2 separate regions of the Homo sapiens genome follow, and region 1 is linked to region 2. The links are chromatin loops, found by intact Hi-C in ENCODE. Cell type or tissue: heart right ventricle. All regions are shown on one strand. Each heading gives the region's core, and the rest is flanking DNA. Links, peaks and the distances in the headings are about the cores only.

Region 1 (8,000 bases), core at 1-8,000, 91 kb after region 2:
AAATTAAAATCCTTTTGGGAACACTCTTCTACCTGGAAGAGCTAGCTTATTAGAGTCACCTCTTATGTGTTCTCCATTAACACTATTAAATTTCAACAGCCTGTAACTGTTGAATATTAAGATATTTGCATAGAATTCCCCAGGTTTTTGGATGACCTAGTAGAATATCACATTTTTAAAAACACACGAATAGCTCAAAGCTACACAGAGTTTATTATGCAACATTCTATTAGGAATAGCTCAAATGAATGCTTTATAGTAGAAGAAAGTGTTGCAGTATTTTGTCTATAACATAATTGACTTTCTTGGTGAGTATACCTCAAATTATTGAGGTATGTTGAGATGGTGTTTGGAAAATGTTCCATGGAAACAAAGCTTGGAAACTTGGGGTTAAACAATCTTGATTTTATTTTTCTATTGCAGGACTTCTGAGAGCCTTCGGTGTGCTGGTTTACATTGCATAGCTCTAGAGATGGGTATTATGTAGGAGTTCCTAAACTTAACTGACCATACATAGACTCCCCTCTTTTTTTTTTCCAAAAATATTTGACCTACTTTATGAAATGTCCTATATAGCAGATTATATTTCTGTTCAAAATGTTGGCTGCTCCTCCCTGTGGTATCCCTTTTCTGTAGAAATATTATCCTTCTCTACTTCACTGGCCCCAAGTGTGGCCACGTGACCTGTTTTGGCCAATGTAACATGGCTGTGGGTAAGGTGTGTTTCTTCTATCAGACACTCGAAGAGCCAGGTGTAGTTCATCTATTCTTTGTATCCTTTGCTACAAGACCAGCTATGTCCCAAAGTTTGTTCTGACATCTTAGAGTTCTGGAGAGTCCTAGAATGGAAATGTAAATGCATAAAACATAAGTCTTTGAAATTGTAAGCCATTAATATTTTGCATCATTTGTTACCACAGCCAACTGAGCCTAAGGTGACTAATGCCTTCTACTTCTAAGTATTTCTAAATTATCTGAACCTTTACCACTTTTCACAGGTGTACTCATTCTGTATTGATTGTCTAAATGAGGAAGTGTTCTTGGAATTATTCTTTAGGTTAGGACAGTACACTTGAAGGTGAACTAAAAAAAATATATATGAAACGTGTCTTAAAGAAATGGTGTCTAGGCTGCGCGTGGTGGCTCACGCCTGTAATCCCAGCACTTTGGGAGGCTGAGGCAGGCAGATCATCAGAGGTCAGGAGTTTGAGACCAGCCTATCCAACATGGTGAAACCCTGTCTCTACTAAAAATATTTTTAAAAAGTTAGCTGGGTGTGGTGGTGGACACCTGTAATCTCAGCTACTCAGGAGGCTGAGACATGAGAATCACTTGAACCCGGGAGGCAGAGTTTGCAGTGAGCCAGGATCGCACCACTACACTACACACTACAGCCTGGGCGACAGAGTGAGACTGTCTAAAAAAAAAAGAAATAGTGTCTAGTAGTTACCTGGAATTTTATCAAAAATGAGTAGTCTTGGTTGGGCGTGGTGTCTCATGCCTATAATCTGAGCACTTCGGGAGGCCAAGGCAGGCGGGTCACCTGAAGTTGGGAGTTCGAGACCAGCCTGACCAACATGGAGAAACCCCGTCTCTACTAAAAATACAAAATTAGCTGGGTGTGGTGGTCCATGCCTGTAATACCAGCTACTCAGGAGGCTGAGGCAGGGGAATCACTTGAAACCGGGAGGCAGACGTTGCGGTGAGCCGAGATCACACCATTGCACTCCAGCCTGGGCAACAAGAGCAAAACTCTGTCTCAAAAAAAAAAAAAAAAGAAAAAGAAAAAGAAAAGAAAAGAAAAAGGAAAATAAAAGAATATTCTCAGGCTCAATTCTCAGAGATTCTGATTTAATGGGCCTTGGATGGGTCCTAGGAATCTGAATTTTAAACTAGATGTTACCAATGCAGCTTGTCTGTTAACCACACCTTGGAAAAATGCCACTCTAAAGCCACTGTTTGATTAACAGTCATGTGATAACATGCATTTAAATAAATGTCATTTCAATTTAAGAAGGCACCATGGAGGGTCCTCCTTGGAATTCCTGGAAGCATGTATGAAATCAGTTTTATCACATTTGAGTTTATATTCATTACATTTTAGTGCAAAATATTTTATGCACAAATGATACTTTCATGCTTAAATGCCTATGTTGTTCAAAAAGCCTGATTCTAAGTGACCCTTAGCTCTTTCAAAAAAATAAAACCAAAACCAATCTGCTTTAAAAAGATTAAGTTCTGTTACCAATGAAGATCAAGGGCTATTTCAGTTGCAAGTGACAGAAACTTAATTCAAACTGTGTTAAGCAAAACAAACATTGGTTACAGAGCTAAAACGTCCATGGTTTTTGAGAGGATGAAGTTCTTGGTTGACAGGGCAGGACATGTCAAAACTGGAGAGAAGCACTCTGGGAAGGTGTCTGGGAGGTGGGGATGCTATCAGTCAGTGGGCAGGAAGAGGAGGGTGTGCAGGTTCTTGTGGGAGGAAGACTAGGCAGGCAAGGCACTATCTGGACAGTGTGGGAAAAGGTGAAGGGGCAGTCTAGGCAGATGACTGGCACCGGGGAGATTTGCCCAGGTGTGGTAAATGGAAGTCCTGAGAGCTGGGTAGGGAATAATCAGAAAGGAAGGAGTAGGTGGGTAGGCAGAGCGAGAGGTGTCAGTCAGCTGAAATCAGGGCTCCATTTACAATTAGATCTAGATACTCAAAACGTAGCTTCAAATATCTGCTTCTTTCCATCAATCAGCACTACATCCTCCTCCATTGTTAGCTTCATACTCAGACATTAAGTCAGGATGAGAAGAAAGGAGAGGGAGGAGAATGAGTTGGCTGAATACCATGACCAGATGTTTAGAAACCAAATCATAAAAATCTTTTTAACTGGTGTCTTTGAATGTCTTAAGCTTTTCAAGAAATTCTTATAACCTTCAATATCTGTTTGTGTCATCAGTGTCAGTTCAAATCGATTCCACTGACAGCTTGATAAATGATTTCCAATTTTATCTCAGACAAATGCAGTATGGTTCAATCAATGGTTTTGCTTATGTGAGCACTTTAGGATTGTGTCCGATCCATTTCTACTTAAAAATTTAGTTTCAGTGTTGCTTGACTAATTTTCACAACTCTGTGCTTTGAATGTGTCTGAATATTGCCCCGAATCCCTCCCTATAACAGGCATGAAGAAAATCTGAGATAGAAATAATACGTACTTGATTACTTGATCCTTTATCACAGGCAACTAACTACTGTAACCAGATGATTCCCTGCTGACACTATTGTGATACCTGCCAAAGAAACTGTCTAATGTCACGTTAACACATTAAAAATGACAACCAGCCAAGCCTCTAAGCCTTCTTTCACTCTTGGCATTTGTAGTTGTTTGCTTATCGGATGGTGTCACGTTTCTATGAGTCCCAGCGCTGGCTCGCATTATAGTCAAGTGGAACCAAGAAAATGCTGGCAAGTCTGTCATGGAAAGCTAGGCCTATAATGCACAGGACAACCCTCTTTAACCAAAAATTATCTGGCTCTGGATGTCAAGAGTGCCAAGGTTGAGCAAGGTTATGCCTGTTTTAGATAATCATAGGAACTCTGGCTCTTACCTGTAAGAAATTGAAAGGCATGATCAGGTTTTAAGCAAAAGGAAGAATCATCCAAGTTACATTTTTAAACAGGATTGTTCTGGATATGATGTTGACCACAGATGGCAGTGGAGCAAGCAGGAAGCAGAGAGGACTGTTAGCAGATTATTGCAATAACAGACAAGAGATGATAGTGACTTAGACCAGCAAGGTGGTTTTTGAGGTTCACAACTTTAAATTTGGTTCTTTTATCCCTACCATAGAGATGAGGAAACAGAGGCTCAGGGAGGAATATAACCAGGCCACGTGGCTGATTAAACCACGGCATTAGTATGTGGGCCCAGCAGTCTGATTTCAAAGCCATGGTCTTTCCACAGCATTATGATGCCCTTCCCCCATCACCTTCCTCTGTATCTCTTTCTCAAACAAAATGCAAAACCAGTGACACAGGAATAAATCCTAGAAAGAGCAATCTTCACAAGGTTCCTTTCCAGGCCTACCATTCCAAGTATCTGAGCTAAACCGACTTGAGCCCGGGTCACCTCAGTTACCCAAATCTGTCTCTTTAAATTTCCCCCTAAGGACAAGATTGGTCCCAGAACCCAGAGCAGGGATGAGCCTATAGGTGGGGGGCCTCTGGGTCCTACAGAGGATGGAGAAGAGATATGAGAGGTGGGAAACCAGTCCAGCACATTTTCTGGATCAGCGGACTGTGTAATGTGTGTTTGTTAATTTGTGCCCCAAACCACAGCTGCCCATGGACTCAGCACAGCCATTAGTGGATTTCTGACAGTCTATGGCAGGCAGCCCTGTGTTCTTCACAATTGTCACAATTTAGACTTTAAACAATTCAGAGTGGTCTCTTTTCATGTATAGGAAGCTCTCTCTGGGCAAACGGTGGGTAACCAGCACATCAGACAACGGCATCAGATTGCAAACTTGTCTCCGTAAATTGAAGTAATCAGAAACAAACAGATACAAAGTTGTTTTATAAAACCTCTTAAAGTATAATATACATAAATATAAGTGCATATATCATAAATGTATATATTGGTGAATTTTTATAAGCTAAACACTAAGAACATTATCAGTACCCTGGGGCCCCCACCATCCCCTTCCAATCACTACTCTTCCAAGAGTAGCTGCCATTCCTGACTTTTAATACTGTAAATTAGTTTTGCCAGTTTTTGAACTTTTTCTAAGTGGAATCAAATAGAATGTTCTTGACTTATTTCCTCCAACATCACATTTGTGAGATTCATCTGTGTTGTTAAGTTTAGACCATTTATTTTTGCTGTTATATAATATGACATATGAATACAAAACAGTTGATCTGTTCTGCTTGGATGGGCATGTGGATAGTTTCCAGTTTGGAGTTATTATGAATAGTATGCTGTGACAATTTCAGTGCATGCCTTTTGGTGAAAACATGCACAAGTTCCTGTTGAGTATATACGTAGGTGTGGAATTGCAGGGTTGCAGGGGAACAAAAGATGTCTTGATAGGATGAAATATAACATATTCTAGCTATAGAGGTAAAACAATGTGTATAGATATTACAGGGAAGGTTTGGATAGGCTCAAGAATGAAAGCAAAAGTCCAGAGCTTAGGAAAAGACTGTGACCGTCAGCATGCAAAGTAGAGTATAGTCTAAGCTAAGGAAAATGATGGTGTGTGTAGATAGTTAGGTAACTTGCAGAAACCAAGTGGCAGCAGTGCTGGGTAGTAAAGGGCTTTCGTTGAAAGACCTGAGTTCGAACTTGCTCTCAGTTTGACTGTGTAACTGAGGTGTGTCACTTGACAGCTCAAAGCCTTGACTTTCCCTTACAGAAAATTGTTGAGAAGATTAAATTCATTCATTCAACAATGATTGATTGACTACCTACCCATGTGCTGAAGACTGGAGATCCAGCAGGAAACAAAAAAGTGTCCTTGTCCTCATTGATTTTACTGGGAAGGAATACCCATGGTAAACAATGGCCATGTAATGACAATTATGAAAATTGCAATCACGGAATCTAACCAGTCCGGGGGGTCTGGGAGGAGTGTCTGAGGCAAGTAGACATGAGCCAGGCCAAGAATTGGGGTGACAAATTTCAGGCAGATGAAATAGCATGAGGGAAGTCTATAGAGGGAAGGAGCCTGGCATGTGTAAGGAAAAGAGACAGTGAGTGTGGCTGACAGGAGTAAGCAGAGGGGAGAGTGAAGACCAGATGCAGTGGCAGGCCGGGCTTTTAAGTGGTTGGCTTACCTTGATTGCTTTTTTTTTGTTTTGTTGTGTTTTTTTGAGATGGAGTCTCACTCTGTTGCCCAGGCTGGAAAGCAGTGGTGCCATCTCGGCTCACTGCAACCTCTGCCTCCCAGGTTCAAGCAATTCTCCTGCCTCAGCCTCCCAAGTAATTTGGGACTACAGGCATATGCCACCATGCTCGACTAATTTTTGTATTTTTAGTAGAGACGGGGTTTCACCATGTTGGCCAGGCTGGTCTGCCTCAGCCTCAAGTGATCTATACCCCTCAGGCTCCCAAAATGCTGAGATTACAGGTGTGAGCCACCGCACCCAGCCCCTTGATTGCTTTTTAAGCCTTTTAAACTGAAGGCAAAAAGAGGACTGGGAAATAGGGTGGGAGTGGTGACAAAATCAGGAAAGTGCAAAAATATATGCTGATTTGTAAATTTACATTTCAGTATTCATCCAGTCATTCATTTATATTTATGCGATGAGGGACTACCAAGTGCATCTGATCATGTCTGAAATTATTTGGGTGTCAATAACTACTGAATGGGATGAATGCATAAACAGTAACTTACAAGGTCAACACGCTGGCAAAAGAAATTCTGTTTAAAATTATTTAATTTCATTTGCTCTGATATTAAGTTAGTTCTTTCAGTAGATTTTCATTCTAGGAACAGTCGCTAATATTTGTTGAATGCTTACTATGCATCAACTTCTGTTCTAAGTAATATGGTAATATGTAACAGGTATGTTTTCTCATTCACTCCTAACCACAACAACGCAGACAGGTAGGATTCATTATTATCCCCTGCTTTACTGATGGTGAAGTAGACATCGAAAGGCACACTGACCCACTGGCCTGAGATCACCTAGTTAGTAAGCAGAGAGTCAAGATTTGCACTCAGGCAGTCTGATTCCAGCTCAAAAGCTCCTAATGGCTACTTCTAGCTTCCAGAAAGAAGTCACAGACAAGCAACACAAATATCTGGTTGGTTTAATTGTTGCATTTCTCATTTTAAATTAGTAAATTGGTATTGTGCATTACACATTAAGCTCTTGTGAGCTGATTAGTGTGACTTGACTCTCTAGGGTTTTGCTCCCTTCTAGTGAACTAATAAGGCTGAATTTCCAAACCTGCAATCCAGCTGTGGATCAATGGTTAGAACACAGGAGAGTGACAGAAACAAAGATGGGGAAAGTTGCAGCGGCCACATCTTGCAGGTTATATAGACCATGCACACAGTTTGAACTGTTTCGTAGTGTGTAGGGAAGGAGTATGATTGGTTAGGATGTGATCACAACAGTTTGGGTGAGAGATGATGGTGACTTAGATGACTATGATGGTAGTTAAAATGGAGATGAAATAACAGATTCTAAGTAAAAGGCTGCACAAAGTGCTTGGCATGTAGTAGGTGTGCTATTAAGGGGTAGCTATTGTTAACAACCATGGCAAATTCATTTCAATCCAGCAGGTTACATTTCATGGATTGGAAATGACTGCCTGAAGCATAGCGTTGGAAAGATATTCTGACCCCCCTTCAGGCCCGCACAGAAGGAGCACTAGGATAGACTGGAGATGTCTGTCATAAGCTCTGGATAAACAGGTGGTAGCACAAATGTTGAGGGGTGCTTTATAAGGATTTTCAAATCAATAGTTTGGATCTGTGCCCCCACCCAAACCTCATGTTGAATTATAATCCCTAATGTTGCAGTGGGGCCTGGTGGGATATGAATGAATCATGGGAGTAGGTTTCTCATGAATGATTTAACACTCTCCCCTTGGTGCTGTTCTCATGACAGTGAGTGAGTTCTTGCAAGATCTGGTTGTTTAAAAAGTGTGTAGCACCTTCCCCTCACTCTATATATCTTGTTCCTGCTCCTGCCATGTAAGACACCTGCTCCTTCTTTGCCTTCTGCATGTTTGGAAGCTTCCTAAGGTCACCCCAAAAGCAGAAGCTGCTATGCTTCCTGTATAGCCTGCAGAATTGTGAGCCAATTAAGCCTCTTTTCTTTATAAATTACCCAGTCTCAGGTATTTCTTTATAGTAATGTGAGAACAGACTAATATACAAGTAAAGACAAGATTCTTATACAGACGATTTTGAATCGTTTTTCTCCATAATAATATTCAAAGATAAAGTGGGCTTAAGCTATAGTAAAAACAATCCTATTTATTAGAAAA
Region 2 (17,107 bases), core at 4,132-12,131:
TTTAGTCTGCCATTTCTGTTTTATTGATAAAAATTTCCTTCATTTGTAATATATCCTAATATCTAATATATCTTCTTTTTTGGTTTTGCTTTAACTCTTTGAAAATATTTCTTTTTTCCACATAAATTTCAGAATCAGTTTTCCATGTTAAAAATCCTTCTGGGATTTTAATTGTAATTACATTGAATTTAGAGATTAAGAAAAATTAATTACAAGGTTAAAGCAAGCTGTTAATATGGTATTTAGAGTTCCGTTTATTTAGGTTTTCTGGTATGTGCTTTCATAATTTTAAATTTTTTCTCTGTAAACATCCTGTGTTTTCTTTGGTTAATCTCTACATACTTTATAGTTTTTGTTGCTACTGTGAATGATATCTTGTATTGTATTTTATATTAAATTATTGTTTTTTATGGGAACACAGAGTTTTGTATATTGTTTTAAAATCTAACAAATTTGCTGAACTCCCTTATTAATTTTAATATTTTACTGATATTCTCAGGTTTCCCATGCATCTGATCTCCATCTGGTATTGTAGCTATAAATAATAACAATTTGGTTTTCTTCTCTCCTCTTTTTAATGCATTGATCAGGGCTTTCTGTATTTTGTTGGTGTGGCAATGACACCAAGCTATACATGTCTTATTCCTAACTATAAAGGAAATTGCATCTAAAATCTTAAAATTAAATTTGATGATTGTGTTAGATCATTTCTACCACTTAGGATTTTCACTTTCATGGTAAGTGAAAATGATCAATGAACAATTTTTTCTTCTTGTACTGGATTTGGTATCAAGACCATACAAGCCTCACAAAATGAGGTATACTTTCTCCTTTTTATTTTTAATTAGTGCAACAATTTGTGTAAGACAGGGAGAAGCATTATAAAAACAGCCATTCTCTCTCTTTCCCCCACATGAATAAATGGCAACCAGCTATCAGGCAAAAAAAAATTGACTCCTCTTTTCCCCATTCATATTCTATTTCTGAGCAAAGCCCACTGTCTCTGCCTTCACAATACTTCTCAAATCCAGCCAAGTACATCTCTCTACCACTACTTCCACCCTCATCTAAGCCACCATCATATCTGAATGATTCCATGACTTCATACCTAGATTTCCTGTTTTTGGTTTTAGCTCCTCATAGTTTATTCTCAATAGTAAAGCACAAATAGTACATACTAATGTAGTCCCAATTTAAAGCACGAATCAGGTGACGTGACTCATGTTGCCTCCTATTCATTTCCTTGGTGAGGGAGAGATTCCGGCTTTAGGGTTATGGGCATGGCTAATGGTATACACATGGCATCCAACACTGGACAGATGAGGTTGACACAATTGATTAGTCATTTCTACTCACAGTCTAGGAGAGGAGAACACTGCATGCCACGCCTGGCCACACAGGGGTTGCACTTGAGAACAGAGTAGACCATCAGGTGCTGTAGAAGGCAGGCTCTGCAGTAGCAAGAGGGTGTAGTGCCCCCTGGTTCCCACAGGAGGATGTGATTTGTTGGCTGAATAATTCCATAAGCTAGCAAGGAACTGAAACCCACTTCTCAGAGAGAAGCGGTAACCGCACCTGGTCCATTTGATAAGAGTGTTGTATGCATGGGGAGGACATTTGGGAGGGTAATTTGTAATTAGGCCATCTGAGGCCCTACTTTTCCCAAATGTTGAGGCAGCACATAATACTGGGGCTTAATTTCAAACCTTACACCACAGATTCCCTGGTCAAAACTTTCCAGTGGCAACTACAAGGTTCTTCATGGTCTAAAAACTGGTTACCTCTCTGGCCTGATTTTCTATCCTTCCTATGCCCCAAATACTCCACTCTCCAGTCACAGCAACCTGCTTGTTCTCACTCAAACACATCAAACAGGTTTTCAACTCAGGCCTTAAGCTCTTGCTTTTTCCTCTACCTTGAGCCCTCTTCCCCCAAATATCTCCATGGTGTATTTTCTCACTTTCTGCAGATCTCTCCTCACTCCCTCAAAAGATAATAAGTGATATTATTTTGCATCCTTACAAACTTTATTTTAATGGGATATTGCTGTACGTTGCTTTTCTTTTTTATTATTATGTTTTTTAAAGTCATCTAGATTGCTACCTTGAGCTGTGTTTAATTAATTTTGTCTACCATGTGTATTCCATTGTATCACTACAAGAACATTTATTCATTTCATCCCCTATGGATGAACATTTACATTGTTTTCAAGTTTCTTCCATTAAAACAATGCTTCAATGAATAGCCTCCCAGGCCTCTTTGTGAATACATAAGAGATTTTTCTCTAGGGTATATAAAAATATGTGGAATTGCTGATCAAAGAGTTCCAGAGACTTGCTGGGAGTTGACCTCCGTGGTGGTGCTGAGAGTCCTATGTGGTCTTCCTCCCGCTGAATAAAACAGAAAATACTGGAAGATCTGAGAGACCCTGACACCTAAAAGAGATAGGGTCATAAGTAAGTGCAAACAGTTGTCTCCATGATTCACAGGAGGAACTTCTACTCTCTGTGAGAGGAGTCCCTCCTTCTGGTACTATAGCCAAAGGCCACCCTTAGTGAAGCACTATGGGAATGAACTCTGGCAAGATGCTGCCACTGGCATGAAGCAGCTGCTATAACAGAATGTGAAGCTGGGAGGTCTTAACTCTTAGATATACTGTATTTTCTCCCTCAGGCTTGCATGAGTCACTGTTTACCTACAGAGAAGAAAGAGCACTGGTCTTTGTCAATAGCCCTCACTGAGTTGAGAGATAACAGTTTCCCCATGGGAATCCTTGGTATGGATTAGATGCCTAGAAACTATGGAAAGAAACTCAAAACAGCTTCAGAGCTCCTGAATTAGAGCCCAGCTTTCAGATTCCTGTGAAGAGTGTGGCCAGGAAAAGACGGCTGTGGGGACGTGTGCATCTATTTACTCTTTCCCTTCTCTTATCTTTATTTTGTATCTTCTCTCCCTTTCTTCCTCCTCTTCTCTCTTTCTTTCTCACTTTCTTGGTCCCCCTTGTGGGGGATTTCACCACCAATTGGATTTCATGACTCCACTTTGCCTCTCTAGTGTTCATGTTTTGAAACCAAAGGAAGTCGGTGGAAGAAATGTTTAATATTTTCCAAAACCATTAAAATTCAGAAGAAATTCACGCACACTGAGCTAACCCCTCCCTAGCTCTTGGCCTCTGGCTCGTCTGTGAGAGCCATGTTCTTGGTATAGATCTCTTTCGTGCATTGTAGGAGTCAGTTCCCCTCCAGGATGTTATCATAGAGAACTCTGGGTCCCAAGAACCTCACAGAGACCCAGGAAGATGGCTATCATGGCCTGGTTTTGATCTCAGAAAAAAGACTGGCTAAACATTTCTCCATATACAGCACCACAATACATGTACATCGATTTCCTTCAGAAACAGGAGCCTGATGCCACATGGAGTAAGAGAGAAAATGTTACATTGAAAGTGAGGAGACTTGAGTTCTGGTTCTACCTCTGCCACTATCTAGTTGGTGACTGGGCCAATTACATAGCCCTCTAGGCTTTAATTACCTCATTAAAACATGAGGGCTTTGGTGTAAAAGACCTATTCCAAGCCGGGTGTTGTGGCTCACACCTGTAATCCCAGCCCTTTGGGAGGCTGAGGCAAGCAGATCATGAGGTCAAGAGATTGAGATCATCCTGGCCAACATGGTGAAACCCTGTCTCTACTAAAGATACAAAAAAAATTAGCTGGGCATGGTGGCGTGTGCCTGTAGTCCCAGCTACTCGGTAGGCTGAAGTAGGAGAATCGCTTGAACCCGGGAGGCGGAGGTTGCAGTGAGCCAAGATCGCACCATTGCACACCAGCCTGGTGAAAGAGCGAGACTCTGTCTCCCAAAAAAAAAAAAAAGACCCATTCCCTCAAAACATATTAAGCATCTACTTTCAGCAAGTACTACCCTTCATAGTCAATTTTAGTTCTAAAATGTCTTGATGTTGGAAGGTATTACAAACTGTTTTTCTGTGTCTGAGGTCACTTGAATTATAATCATTTGAGGTCTTTAAGTGAATTTACAGATGCCATGTTACTAAGAGATTGCATGATTTCTCTCCCCTAAACTCATTCCAGGGCTGACTGGAGGATCTCTGCTATTTTCTCATCTTTGCAATTACCACATAGTTGTGGGATGGAACATGTTGTCAGCCTTCTTGGTTGATGTAGCTGCCTGTTCCCTGGCTGTCTTCCCAGGCATGTACCTGTTGGGGACACAACGTCATTGGAGTGAGGGAGTCTTACCATAACCCCTCTATTTCCCAGCCCTCTGCCAGTGACTCATGAGGATCATGTCCCAGGCCCACCATACTGCACCTAGGAGGATAAAATCTACTTCTAAGCTTAACAGTGAGCGGCATTGTTTCAATTAAATATTTCCCACTAAATAAGGACTACAGTCTCCTCCAGCGGTTTCCCAAAGGGCATTTTCCATGAAATTGGAAGGGAACATTCTTTTAAAGAGGCTGGCAAAGGCATTCATCTCATATTAACCATCGTAAGAACAACTTGCTTGTTGAATGTGGCTGCAATATTTATCTTGCCAAAGAGCCAAGTTTCTCATGTTATTTCCCTATCCAAAAACTGCCATCAACCCCCATTGCCTATAGAATTCAAGATGTTTACGTGCCTCTTTTTTCTTTTTTAAGGAAAACCCTCTATTGTCTGGTCCCATCTTACTTCTTCATTATTATTATTTCCCATTGTTCCTGTCTGTATATTTTTTCATCTATTCTCAAATAAACATACCTCTGTCTCTGGGGGAGGGGAGAGGACAAAACTTACCTACTACTGTTGATTACCTACTACTGTTAAGCACTATCATAAATATTTTCACATTTGTTATTTTATAGCTAAAATATTAAGATCCAGAGAGGTTATATACATTGCCCAACTTATCAGTGGGTAAGTTGGAGCTGTTCTCAAGGTCTGTTTGACTTCAAGATCTTAATCGTTCTGCTTTAACACACTGCCTGTAGTCTAGGGATCCTATACTCCAGTCTGCTAACTGCAGGGTTGTTCTGGAAGTCACTCCTGGAAGATGCCCTAGCACTTGCCCCCCCAGCCCTTCCCATTACCTTTGTAAGCAACCCTGCATTAAATTTATTTCTGCTGAAATAACTTGGGAGACTTCTAAATCCTGACGGATACAGTCTATTGTCAGGGAATGTTTTTACATAAACCTTAATATCAAATAATCATAGAGCTTATATTTCTTTCAGCCCTGCCTCTTTATTTTACAAAGGAGTAAACTGAAGCCAGAGAGGTAGAAAAAATTGTCCAACATCACATAACCACTTTGTGACAAAGTTCAAATACCTTTGCTCAGAAAAAAAGGGGCCAAAATGGCAGATTCAATAAGTGTTTTAGAGGCTTCGAGGTATTTAGCCTGGGGCCAAATCCTGACCAAAACTCACTAGCTCTAGCTCCTTGGGGAAATCCCTTCACCTCCCGAATCCTCTGTTTCTTCATTTGTAAAATGATGATGATAATAATCTTTTGCAGCACTGTGGAATACTGGGAGGTTATATATGTAAAATGCCTAGTACAGCATCTGCCTCATAATATGTGCATTATGTATTTAGGTGCATAATATGTGCATTATGTATTTAGGTGCATTATTCTTAATTTCCCAGAATCAGCAAGGCCAAACTCCTTTGCATTGTGGGCTAACAGGGAGATGTCCAATAAAAACAATGATCCTTTAGTTCTCACTCCTGCCTAGCTCTAAGAGGCTCAACAAATACTATGAAAGCAAATCAGGTGCCCCATGGACAAAGACTAATAATGATACACCATATCTGACTCAAACATTTCATTCATTTTTGCACTCAGCAAAGAGTAAAATGGTTTCTAATCAAGTAAAGAATCCTAAAATTGGATTCATAGCATATAGTGCCAGGTTCAAAAGGGGATAAAAACATTACTTTTTTAACATTCTTGCTAAAGAAATGTTCAGCATACTCCATGTTATTCTTCCTCAATTCTTTTTCTTTTCTTTTTTTGACACAGAATCTCATTCTGTCCCCCCAGCTGGAGCACAGTGGTATGATCTCGGCTCACTGCAACCTCCGCCTCCCGGGTTCAAGTGATTCTCCTGCCTCAGCCTCCCAAGTAGCTGGGACTACAGGTGCCTGCCACCATGCCTGGCTGATTTTTGTATTTTTAGTAGAGACTGGGTTTCACCATATTGGCCAGGCTGGTCTTGAACTCCTGAACTTGTGATCCGCCCGCCTCAGCCTCCCAAAGTACATTAATAACTTTTTAAAACTCTGAATATAATAGGCATTAAAGATTTCTAGAATGCCATGGGTTCTGAGTCATGGGGAGCTGCAAGTGTTTCTAATGCACCGATTCTCACAATGCTGAAATGCTCTCCCTGCCCATTGACTCAAGGGAGCCAACCAATGAACTACGTCTGTTCATGGAGAGATGCATGTAGGGATCAGAGTATCCCAAAGATGCATTTTTCTAGACAGTACCTGGTCGCTGTACACCAGTTACCAGTGCAGGGAAGTGTGAACATAGCCAAGAATTCGGACTGAAATTCAGAAGGCTTTTAATTCACTATTGGTAGTGAATATTTCTGACTCAAGTCTCAACAGAAAACAGAGTGCATTCAGGATGGTACAAAGAACATTAAAGAAAAGACTATCTGTAGAGGACTAAATGGGATCAGAAGGGACTCTGAGGCACCAGGGGACTGATGAAAGTGGGCAGCCATTACACCCCCAGGTTTGAAGGGTCAAGGGGAGAACTGGCAGGTGCCAGAACCCAGTAAGAGCTGTAATGTGGGAGAGGAGGCCTTTGATGGGAGTTTGCTCATCAGTAGAGGAACAGGACCACCATACCCTAGTGAAGAGGGGAGTCAAAAACACTGACATCTCTCTTTCCCACCTTCTGACCGCTTACTAGTGCCTCCCTCTGGCTGAACCACCAGAAGCCCATTGATACAGTCCATACCGGCAGTCTCCTGCAGCTCAAGGCAGAGCTAAAAAAGCTGGAAATGGATTTGGAGGGGCAAATCAAAAATAACCTTGCGTGGCAACTCTGTGAGTCCCGGGAAAGGCACAAATACAGTTTTCTTTTTCTTTGTTTTGCCTTGGTTTGTCCTGTATTGGAATGGCTACGTGATGAATTCACACTTATTGATGGGAGAAAGTTATCTACTACATACTTGTACCCAGATTAGATATGGCAATCAGAAGGTCCAGTTCAATTCTCTAAGCAGCTGAATTTTCTTAACTACCTGGGAGGATATGTCACATTTTAAAGCCATACAAAGATCTTCAAGGCTCTGCATTCCAGACAGTTTTCTCTATTTGTTGGGATTTTCGGAAGCCCAATGAGTGACACTCCTGTTCCTTTCAATCTCCCTATATTGGGAGATTGAAAAATCACATTTAATATTTAAAGCTGATATTAGACAGCAAGGTTTAGTAGGAATGCTAAATGAGCTTACTAAAATTGTGCTGCAGAATAAAATGTATCCACTCAGTCACAGGCAAAGCAGGAAAACACAGGTCTTGCCCACGGGGGCAGAGTCTTTACTGCTAACCTCTTGAGCAGATGAAAACACATGCTTTTTGCAAGTGGACAGACCCCTAAAGAGGAGAGGTAGGAGCTGAGGCACCATGCTCAGTTGCTTATCTCATTCAGGGGTTAGGTCTGTCCTTGTTCCATGGTGGAAGAGTGAGTCACCTGCCAACAACAAGAAGGATATGTGCAAACAGACAAAGCAGAAGGTCCCATGGTCCATCCACCCATTATTCCCCTTCTGATAGTAACCCCCGGGGTGTTCTATGGGAGAAGGTGATCCGCTTGTCCCCCAGGCTTTTAAGAAATGTATCAGTGCCCATGTCTGACTTCCCAAAGCCCTGGCTTGACCTGTTGACATTGGTTTGTACAACTTCTTGGAGAAACCAGTTCCTTGTTTTCCTCCCATGGATTCTCTGTGCCCCCAAAGTGTGGGGGAGATAGCAGGAGACCAGCCTCCACCTCCGCTTCTGTCCTCCAGGTGGCAGGAGCACCATCTGGACTGTTCTACAGCCTCAGACCAAGCCAAAGATAACAGTATGTTCATGCACAGGAACACGCTGTGCTTCTCCAGATCCCAGGAAAGCAAATCCCAGTGAAGGTCAATAGTGGTACACTGTTTATAACTCAACTTTGGGTAGGAAGAACAAATATTAGGCCTCAGAACTTTCTTTTGTCAAGGACTCATGAGCCTTCTGCTAGGTCCCATCTGATCTTTTGTTAACTAGGTTCTTTCAAGCCCTGTTTATTCAGTGTCAAAAATTCTTAAGCAGCCGAACTCAAGTACCTGGGCTAGAAAGCTGCTATAGTTGCTCTGGAGAGAGTGGCCAGGAGTGGCAAATACCCTCCTGGCCCAGGCCCCACTGACTCTCCTCTCCAGGCTGCCTCTCCAACCCCAAAAACTCATCCAAAAGATGGTGCAATACAATACAACAGAGGCTACCTTCTCACCTTAGTGGTCAGAAACTAGAGCCATGTGTACAATTGCCTACTTGATATTTCTTCTTCAATGTCCCAAAGGACCCTGTCCCACTTCTGCCCCAAGCCTGATCCTTCTATAGTGTTTCCATTGTCAGTGAAGACATTCCCATCCAGACAAATGTGCAAGCTGGAAACCTAGGAGTCAGGCCTATCTCAATCCACATCGAAGTCATTTCCAAGTCATTTCTATTTGGTCCCCAAATCCTCTCTTGAATCCCTCCACTCCCCTCCATCCCCTCCTCTACTACCCTGGTCTGTGCCACAGTCATCTCTTTCCCTACCTATTCTGCCTGAATTCTTTCTCATCCTGCCTCCAATTCAGCCCCATTCTGCAGCTACAACAATTATTTTTTTCCAGAATGCAAATCTCATCATCTTTCTTCTTTAAAGCCCTTCAGTAGCCTCCTATTGCTCCTGGGAGAAAAATGAAAAGCCTAAAATAATCCACTAGATCTTCATCCAGCCCTTCATGCATCTGCACCTCTCTTTGGGCGGCACTTCTATTGGCCTCCAACCCTTTGTATTCTGGTCCCGCAGGTACTGTTTTTTCTCCCACCAAAGGGCCAGTGCATGTGTGCTTTCTCTATGTTGCTCCTCTCTGTGGAGGTTGAAGGCTTACATCTCAGCTAGGAGGACTTCCTCAGGGGCCCCTTTCTGACTTTCTGGAAGAGACAAAACCTCCCCCACTACATTTTTCCATGACAAACATGGGTTTCCCCCCATTCAGAGCACATGCCGTAGTTGTCATTTGTTGTCATTTAGGTGGATTATTTATTAATGCTTATCTCTCCAACTAAAAATGTATCCCCATCTAGGCAAGAATGACCTCTATTTTTGCTCAAAATGATTTGTGTTTGCAGAACCCGGCAGGAAGATTGGTAGTGTATCTGTGAACATGTGTTGAATGAATTGCAAGGTTTTCCTCAAACATGTACAGAGCAGGACATATCCCTGTGGTGTTACTTCCACTCTGGGCTGATCTTTGCCAGCTCAGCCTGGCTCCCTGGTTTAGCCAGCATCCAGCCCTGGGGAAAGTGTGTTCTTCCACTCCACTCTGTGACTACCCTGAAGGGCGAAACCACTAGGGTGGGCTCCAGAGCCAAAAGGGCCAACACAGAAGTACTCCACTAAGACCACACCAAGCTCCCCAGGGCCATACCACAGACTTAAGTACTGTCACTACTATAGGAAGTTCCTGCCGCCAAACTGCCAATGCTGCCTCTGTGTGGGTAATTAGGCTGTGCCAACCAGAGCCCTGCTGGTCTCTTTCTGCTTTAGGCAGGAGGCAGATCTCAGCTGTGTAATGGGTATCAGAAACTCTTAGCGCCCTCTCACTCTGCCCTTCTCTCCTTCTCCTCCTCTCCTTTCTCCTCCTTAATTCCTTAACTGACCCCACCGCTTAAACATTTTTCCTGGCCAGGGAAAATGTAAACCAAACCCTCTGCATAGAAACCAGCTGTGAATAACCAGGTCAACATGACAGTGTGGTCCCAGTACATACCCATAGAAGTGGGGGACTTTCTCTAATGCATGTTATTTTGTAGAAAGGTGTCTGCCTGTGCCTTTCAGAATATGTAGTCTCCCATAGTGTGTGTGTGTGTGTGTGTGTGCGCACGCACTCAAGGTACATGTGCCCATAGTGTGAATGTGCATGAACTGTGTGTATATGTCCATAGCATGTGTGTGTCTAGGGGACCTGGGAAGGGTTCCATCTCTGTGTTCCACAGACAGCCCTCTCACTTCCACAGCAGCTGCCTGAGATCCCCATAGGACATTCTGAGGCAATTAGTGACCATCTCCTGGAGTAGTCATCGGAATCCACTTCACAAACCATCAACTACAGCGAGCAAAACTGACTCTAGCTGATGCCATCTGAGATTCAGCTCATTGTTTGCACTAAGCTCACACTTTCTCTAAGCTATTCACACCAATGACTCTACTTGGCAGGGATGACAAGGTAGGCTTGCCTGTTCCTGGCTGACATAGGCCTCTTCTGACAGCTGACTTTTACTCAAGGACTGCCTGATGGTCTGAGTGAGTCTTTATAGGCTTCAAGGCCATCTCAGGAGCTTCCAACAATCTTCTTTCCCTGCTAAGCTTGCATTGCAGTCGATGGCTCTCCCAGCCTATTCAGTCCTTGCATGTTTAATCTCATTTTAGGATCTGCTTCTTAGAGGTCCCAAATTAACACAACTTCTTACCCATCTCCTTTAGAGAGCAGCACCTCCAATAACAGCAAGACCTTCCAGCCATGCTTTTCTGGGACTTACAGATCTTGAGACAAGAAAGGATGAAAAAAACAACATTCAAACCACCCATATTGGCTGGGTGCAGTGGCTGACACCTATAATCCCAGCACTTTGGGAGGCTGAGGTGGGCAAATCTCCTGAGGTCAGGAGTTCGAGACCAGCCTGGCCAACATGGTGAAACCTCATTTCTACTAAAAATACAAAAATTAGCTGGGCATGATGGCGGGCGCCTGTAATCCCACCTACTTGGGAGGCTGAGGCTGGAGAATCGCTTGAACCCAGGAGGCAGAGGTTGCAGCGAGTGGAGATGGTGCCATTGCACTCCAGCCTGGGTGACAAGAGTGAAACTCCATCTCAAAACAAACAACAAACCACCCATATCTAGTGAACGTACATATAAGTGGACCATACACAATACATTTTTTTTTTTTTTTGAGATGGAGTCTTGCTCTGTAGCCAGGCTGTAGTGCAGTGGCATGATCTTGGCTCACTGCAACCTCTGCCTCTCCAGTTCAAGCGATTCTCCTGCCTCAGCCTCCCAAGTAGCTGGGATTTCAGGCGCGCCACCATTCCCAGCTAATTTTTGTATTTTTAGTAGAGACGGGGTTTCACCATGTTGGCCAGGATGGTCTCGATCTCTTGACCTCATGATCCGCCTGCCTCGGCCTCCCAAAGTGCTGGGATTACAGGCGTGAGCCACCACAACATGTTTCCAAAAATGCCCTTCAAAAGTAAGGAAACAACTCAACAACATGCTGGGGTTTGTCAGTCCTTTGTCCTGCTAAATTTCTTTTGGACTTTGAAGGGCATCTTAAATAGTGACAAGTCCTTTGGTTACCTCAGCAAGGCCCAGGTGTTGCACATGTAAGGCCAGGGCCACCTCAGCATTTAATTCCAGGCTGCAAATACTCTTGGCTTTGTGGTCTTCTCCTCCTTCACAGGGTCAGAAGCCAAAAAGCAATGTTTCATATTACAAACAGAAGGAAGGAAACTAGCTGAGGGAATGAACAAAGCATCTATTTTGAAGTGGGGTTGCCAAGGCTGTGCCATGGAAGAGGAAGATGAAGTTCATGGCTTCACGAACATTCTTGGATCAAATAGTCCATCAGAAGAATGATCTCATTTGCATATGTATACCATTTATTATCATTTGATATTCATATATGCACATATAAATGAAGTCATTTTAATCTAGGAAATGATTTATCTGTCATTCTAATCAGAGGGTGTTTATTATTATTGAAAATAGCTACAGCATTTATTAAATACTTACTTGCTATTGCCAAACATTATGTTAAGCACTTCACATACACTTTCATTTAATTTTCAACTTATAAAAGAGGAAATTACGTGCTGTGGTAGGATTCTGTAAACTAAAGACACAATTTTATCCCCTCAGAATTTTTTTCTAACTTGATTTATTTTTAATCATTGAATCAGTTGCCAGACCAACTAATCATAAGGTTCTAAGAAGGGAGCTGCATGCGCCACTTCCAGAATAACCAAGGCAGGGAGAGTGTAAGCCCTTGTTCTAGGTCACACCATGAGCAAGGGCAGAAACAAGATTCAAACTTAAGATTGTTCAGCTCCAAAGATTTCTTTCTGTTCCTTAGAACAACAGTGAGCACTTAACAGTAGAGTTAAATGCTTTAATAACAAAGTCCATGATTAAAGAAATTATTGTGCAAATGAATACAGAAATGGAACTTTGGATTTGAATCTCAGCTCTGGCTCAGATGTTAAATAACCTTGACAAACTGAACTTTCTCTTGGGAAAAATGAGCCTATCTTCAGGAAGGTACGAAAGGGCTAATGATCCTGAAAAAGCCCTGCCTCTCCCAGAAGCAATAAGAGGAATAACAAAGAATAATGAAACACTATATCAATATAGTGTGCAATGGAATTGCTTAAATCATACACAACATTTTAGCTTCTTATAACATTAGGAATCATATTATCACGGTTGAGTTATGTTTTCCTCACTTCCTTGTGGCCGCAGAAATTCCAAGTTGCAAAATGAACTTTAAAAAAAAAAATCCTTTACTTCTTTGAAAATTATTCACTCCTTTCCGCCTGTTTGCTCCCTGAGAAATATTTTTGAACAGTGTTTGCTACCCCCTATTTATAGCTTTCCAGTTTTGGCAGGTATGGGAAAGTTTATAAGTGGTTTGTTTTCTTTGCTATAGCCAGTGTTGATTTAGGTCCCTTTAGCCACTGAAACAATTGGAAGCACTTTCAAGGAAGGCAAAGTCTGTTGACGACTGATAACATTGTAAAATCCAGATAGTCCGAATCAGGATTTCTTTGGGGGGCTCAGATCAGTTAGAAAATCTTAGCAGTGCCATGATTTGAATAATTATCTTTACTTCTTTTTTTGTGTATGGCTGTTGTGGAGGAAGCTTGCCCTTGACATCAGTAGGAAAAGCATCTCCTGAACATTGTCAGAGTCATTGGTGACTCTGAGTTTGATGCTGACTTGGACAACTAGGTAAGAAAACGTGCCTGCAGTGCTCTGTATCTGAGCTGTAAAGATCTACCTTATGAACCTATGTCTAACATCTAGTTTTTCACCAATTTTTCATGCTGACCAGAAGCAAACATTCGTGGTTCTTTTGTTTAGGAGAGATACCTGGAATTTCTAGGGTTTGTTTCATAAATATCTGAACTAAATAAATACCTTTGAAAGCCACGAGAATTATAGGCATCTTTTCCTTCCATCTGGTATGTTTGTATGGGTGGTATGGTTGTTTTTTTTTTTTTTTCCTGGATTTTTCCACCCTTTGCCTCCCTATAATTTGTGGGCCTTGAGAAAAGTCACGGTTTGCCCTGTAAATGTAGAGGGGAGCTTGTTAAATTGGGGTCATTCCATTTTTTTCTTGTCACCTAGGTTCTTGTCTGCAGTGCTCCAGGGAGTGGGACCACAAGGAATAAAGAGCTTCAACACAGAGAGATGGATTTCCAGCCTCAAAAGCTGGAAAGATGGCAGTGTTTCTGAGATTAAATGGCTCCTGGAAAGTAAACCTCACTGGGGACAGGAGCAGAATGTGGAGGCTGCCCACCCGCCTGTCATCTGATCCAGTGGCAGCTCAGAGGGAATAAAACCATCAGGTCTCCTAAAGACACTTAGGAGGATAGGAGGCCCTTGAATAACTCCACCCATCCATCCACTGGGACTGCAGAAAAGGCAATTAACTCTCATACACACCTGGGAAGCCAGGCATTTTCCCCCACTTTAAAATGAGTAAGGGACTTTCTCCAAGGTCACTCAGTCAGGTTAGGTCAATTCTGGAAATAGATCTGAGGCAGTACCATACACATACCCCACCCCCACCCCCTGCTCCACCCCTCCCCGACCTGGCTTCTAATTTGCAGGTCAATTCTTTCCTTTTTGCTGTGATCACTGATTTCCTCCTCTCCTCTTTTTTAAATTTAATTTTTCATATTTTCCTCCAGCTTTATTAAGATATAATTGACAAACTGTATATATGGTGTACGATGTGATGTTTTAATATATGTATACATTGCAAAGTATTAAATCAAGCTAATTAACACATCTAACACCTCGCATACTTATCCTCTCCCCTTTTCCTTTTCTTTATTTAAAAATATCTGACAAATAAAGATTGTCTATCCCCCTTTTAAAATGTGACTAGTAGTTTAACAAAGCCTTTAAATTTTTTTAATTATGCAAAAATTCAAATATATACAAAAGTAGAAATGAAGTGGCATCTTGTCTGGGGTAAATGACCGAGGTTCGTCATCTCACGCCAAAGAAATCGAGGGCTCCAAAACACAAGAAGTGAGTTTAAGGGCAGAGGCTTAATAGGCAAGAGGAAAGAGAAAAGAACTCTCTCTCTGGCAGGAGGAGAGAGAGAGAGAGGGACTCCTGGGCGGGTGTTCCGGTTTCATAGTGAAATGCCCGGGATTTTATAGACGAGCTTGAGGAGGCGGTGTCTGATTTACATAGGGCCCAAACATTGGTTGGACCAGGTGTATCATTTACATAGCACATGAGGAAGCTGGCCACCCCACCCTGATCTTTTATTATGCAGACAGGTTCTCTACGCTGCCTGCGCCATGTTGCCTGTTCCTTTACTGTAGTCGTGGTTGACAAGGAAAACGGAAGAAGGAACCTCCATGTTGAACATGTCTGGCCCCCAGGTAGTCTTTTCCTATTGGCACAGCTGCCGGCATTCACCCGTGCAAGCTTCTAGCTTGCTTACCTATGCCTGCAGCTCGATTTTACAGGCTGCTCTTTGTTAGAAAAGAAATGATTTGGGGGCTGCTTTTTGTTAAAAGGGAAACCTTACTGAAGACTCTCTTACCCTAACTGCCTAAATAATTTATTTTTAGCTCCTGTTTTAGCCCAGACCTCAGTCATATCTGGCCTCATACTTCTTGGTAGACATACCTAAGCATTGTAGATATTTTCATGTGTAATCATATGCCATTTCCCACTCACAAAAATCGTTAATATTATCTCCCACACACTTGTATCTAAATGCCCCTAAAAAAAAAGTCAGCTTGCCATTGATTTGATTGAACAAGAATCCCATCAGGCTCCTTTCATTACATTTGCGTGTAATATATCTTCTGTCTGTTTTTTTTCCCCCCCTCTGTCGCCCACACTGGGTTGCCCAGATTGGAGTGCAGTGGCACGATCTGGGCTCATGGCAACCTCTGCTTCTCGGGTTCAAGCGATTCTCCTGCCTCAGCCTCCCTAGTAGCTGGGACTACAGGCGCATGCCACCATGCCCGCTAAATTTTTATTTTTAGTAGAGACAGGGTTTTACTATGTTGGCCAGGCTAGTCTCGAACTCCTGACCTCAGATGATCTGCCTGCCTCGGCTTCCCAAAGTGCTGGGATTACAGGAGTGAGCCACTGTTCCTGGCCTCTTCTGTCTGTTTCTATTCTTTTCCTTCCCTGTCAAGTATTTCTTTAAGAAACCAGATCAATTGGGCCGGGCGCGATGGCTTATGCCTGTAATCCCAGCACTTTGGGAGGCCGAGGCAGGTGGATCATGAGGTCAGGAGATTGAGACCATCCTGGTTAACACGGTGAAACCCCGTCTCTACTAAAAATACAAAAAAATTAGCCGGGCGTGGTGGCGGGCACCTGGGAGGCTGAGGCAAGAGAATGGCGTGAACCCGGGAGGCAGAGCTTGCAACTCCAGCCTGGGCAACAGAACAAGACTCCGTCTCAAAAAAAAAAAAAAAAAACCCGATCAATAGTCCTAGTGCTCATTTATTTTTCCACTGTTACCCACTGTTATTATATGTGTATTATTTGAGGATGAAGAGTTGGAAAATCTCTTCCACCAAAATCCTAGCAATAAATAGAAAGCATTAAGTATTAAGAAATAAGCTATTCTTAATATGTAGATGAGGCATAGGTGATGATGATACATGTAAAAATAAAAGAATGTCTTTAGATTTTAAAATAGATTAGTAAAAAGGGTTATAATATAAACCACTTGTTTTGGTTTAAGTGTAGCACTTTTCTAGAGATACAAAGTAAAGTACCTGGACAATAACTCATTTTTGAGGCACTAAATTGAAACCGAAAAAGAATGTACACTCGTAAAATTGTCTGGACTGACCCTGGGAAAAACAGTCAATTAGTTGCCTTTTTTTCTCTCCTGGTCAATTCCCCACACCCTGTTATCTATTAATAATTTATTTTTAATTCCTGAATTTTAAAAACAGCTTCTTTATTAAGCTGTTGATTGACATACAGTAAAATTGACATACAGTAAAATGCATAAAGTTAAGGTATACAATTTGATAGGTTTTGACATTTGAATATACTTATGAAGTGATCACCACAATTAATATAATGAACATATGATTCAACCCCAAAAGTCTTCTCCTGCTTCATTGTAATCTCTCCCTCCCGACTCTACACTTGCTCCCTACCCCAGACAACAATTGATCTAAATTCTGTCACTATACATTAGTTTGCATTTTCAAGAAATTTATATACATGGAATTATGCGATATATACTCTTGTCTGGCTTCATTGAGCATAATTATTTTGACATTTGTCAATGTTATACTGAGTATCAATAGTTCATTTCCTTTTTTTGTTGAGTAGTAATTCTTTGCATTCTATTTCTGATTAACTGTGGTAAGGATTTACAAAAGGTCTCTTACCTGGACCATTCTTGAGCCTTTAATGTCTTCAATACTTCTGATGAGCCACTGGTCTTTTAATATACTAGGGCAAATCACACTTCTTTAAAACCCACTCCCAAAGGAATAAGTCTTTGCACTATCATACTCTTTTGAGCTTTCCTGATCCCAGTTCAGATACATAGAGATCTGAATT

The links. Peaks named below come from ENCODE experiments on the same cell type or tissue, not always from the same donor. Only the 100,000 strongest peaks of a DNase experiment are listed, where the experiment ranks them.
Region 1: a loop joins it to region 2, with 2.4 times the contacts of the local background. A loop is called at or near these places in 4 of 110 quality-filtered maps.

The regions. Positions count from the first base shown.
Region 1 is chr5:38,571,985-38,579,984 of GRCh38, reverse strand. All of the region lies in intron 1 of LIFR-AS1 (LIFR antisense RNA 1), which reads right to left. It overlaps LOC105374735 (a long non-coding RNA gene), which reads right to left and starts at 4,545. Exons shown (of 2, transcript XR_925936.3): 1 at 3,604-4,545; 2 at 385-839. It also overlaps a transcript of LIFR not described here. In heart right ventricle, for the core only: no CTCF peak of the experiment used is centred there; a DNase peak (open chromatin) is centred at 3,434; H3K27ac peaks cover 1,176 bases.
Region 2 is chr5:38,658,137-38,675,243 of GRCh38, reverse strand. LIFR-AS1 (LIFR antisense RNA 1) reads right to left here. Exons shown (of 9, transcript NR_103554.1): 9 at 4,028-4,218. Among named protein-coding and RNA genes, the nearest start is that of LINC01265, 54 kb to the left of the region's middle. RefSeq lists an enhancer at 14,643-14,937. In heart right ventricle, for the core only: a CTCF peak has its summit at 8,013 (motif pointing right); DNase peaks (open chromatin) are centred at 4,237 and 8,033; H3K27ac peaks cover 156 bases.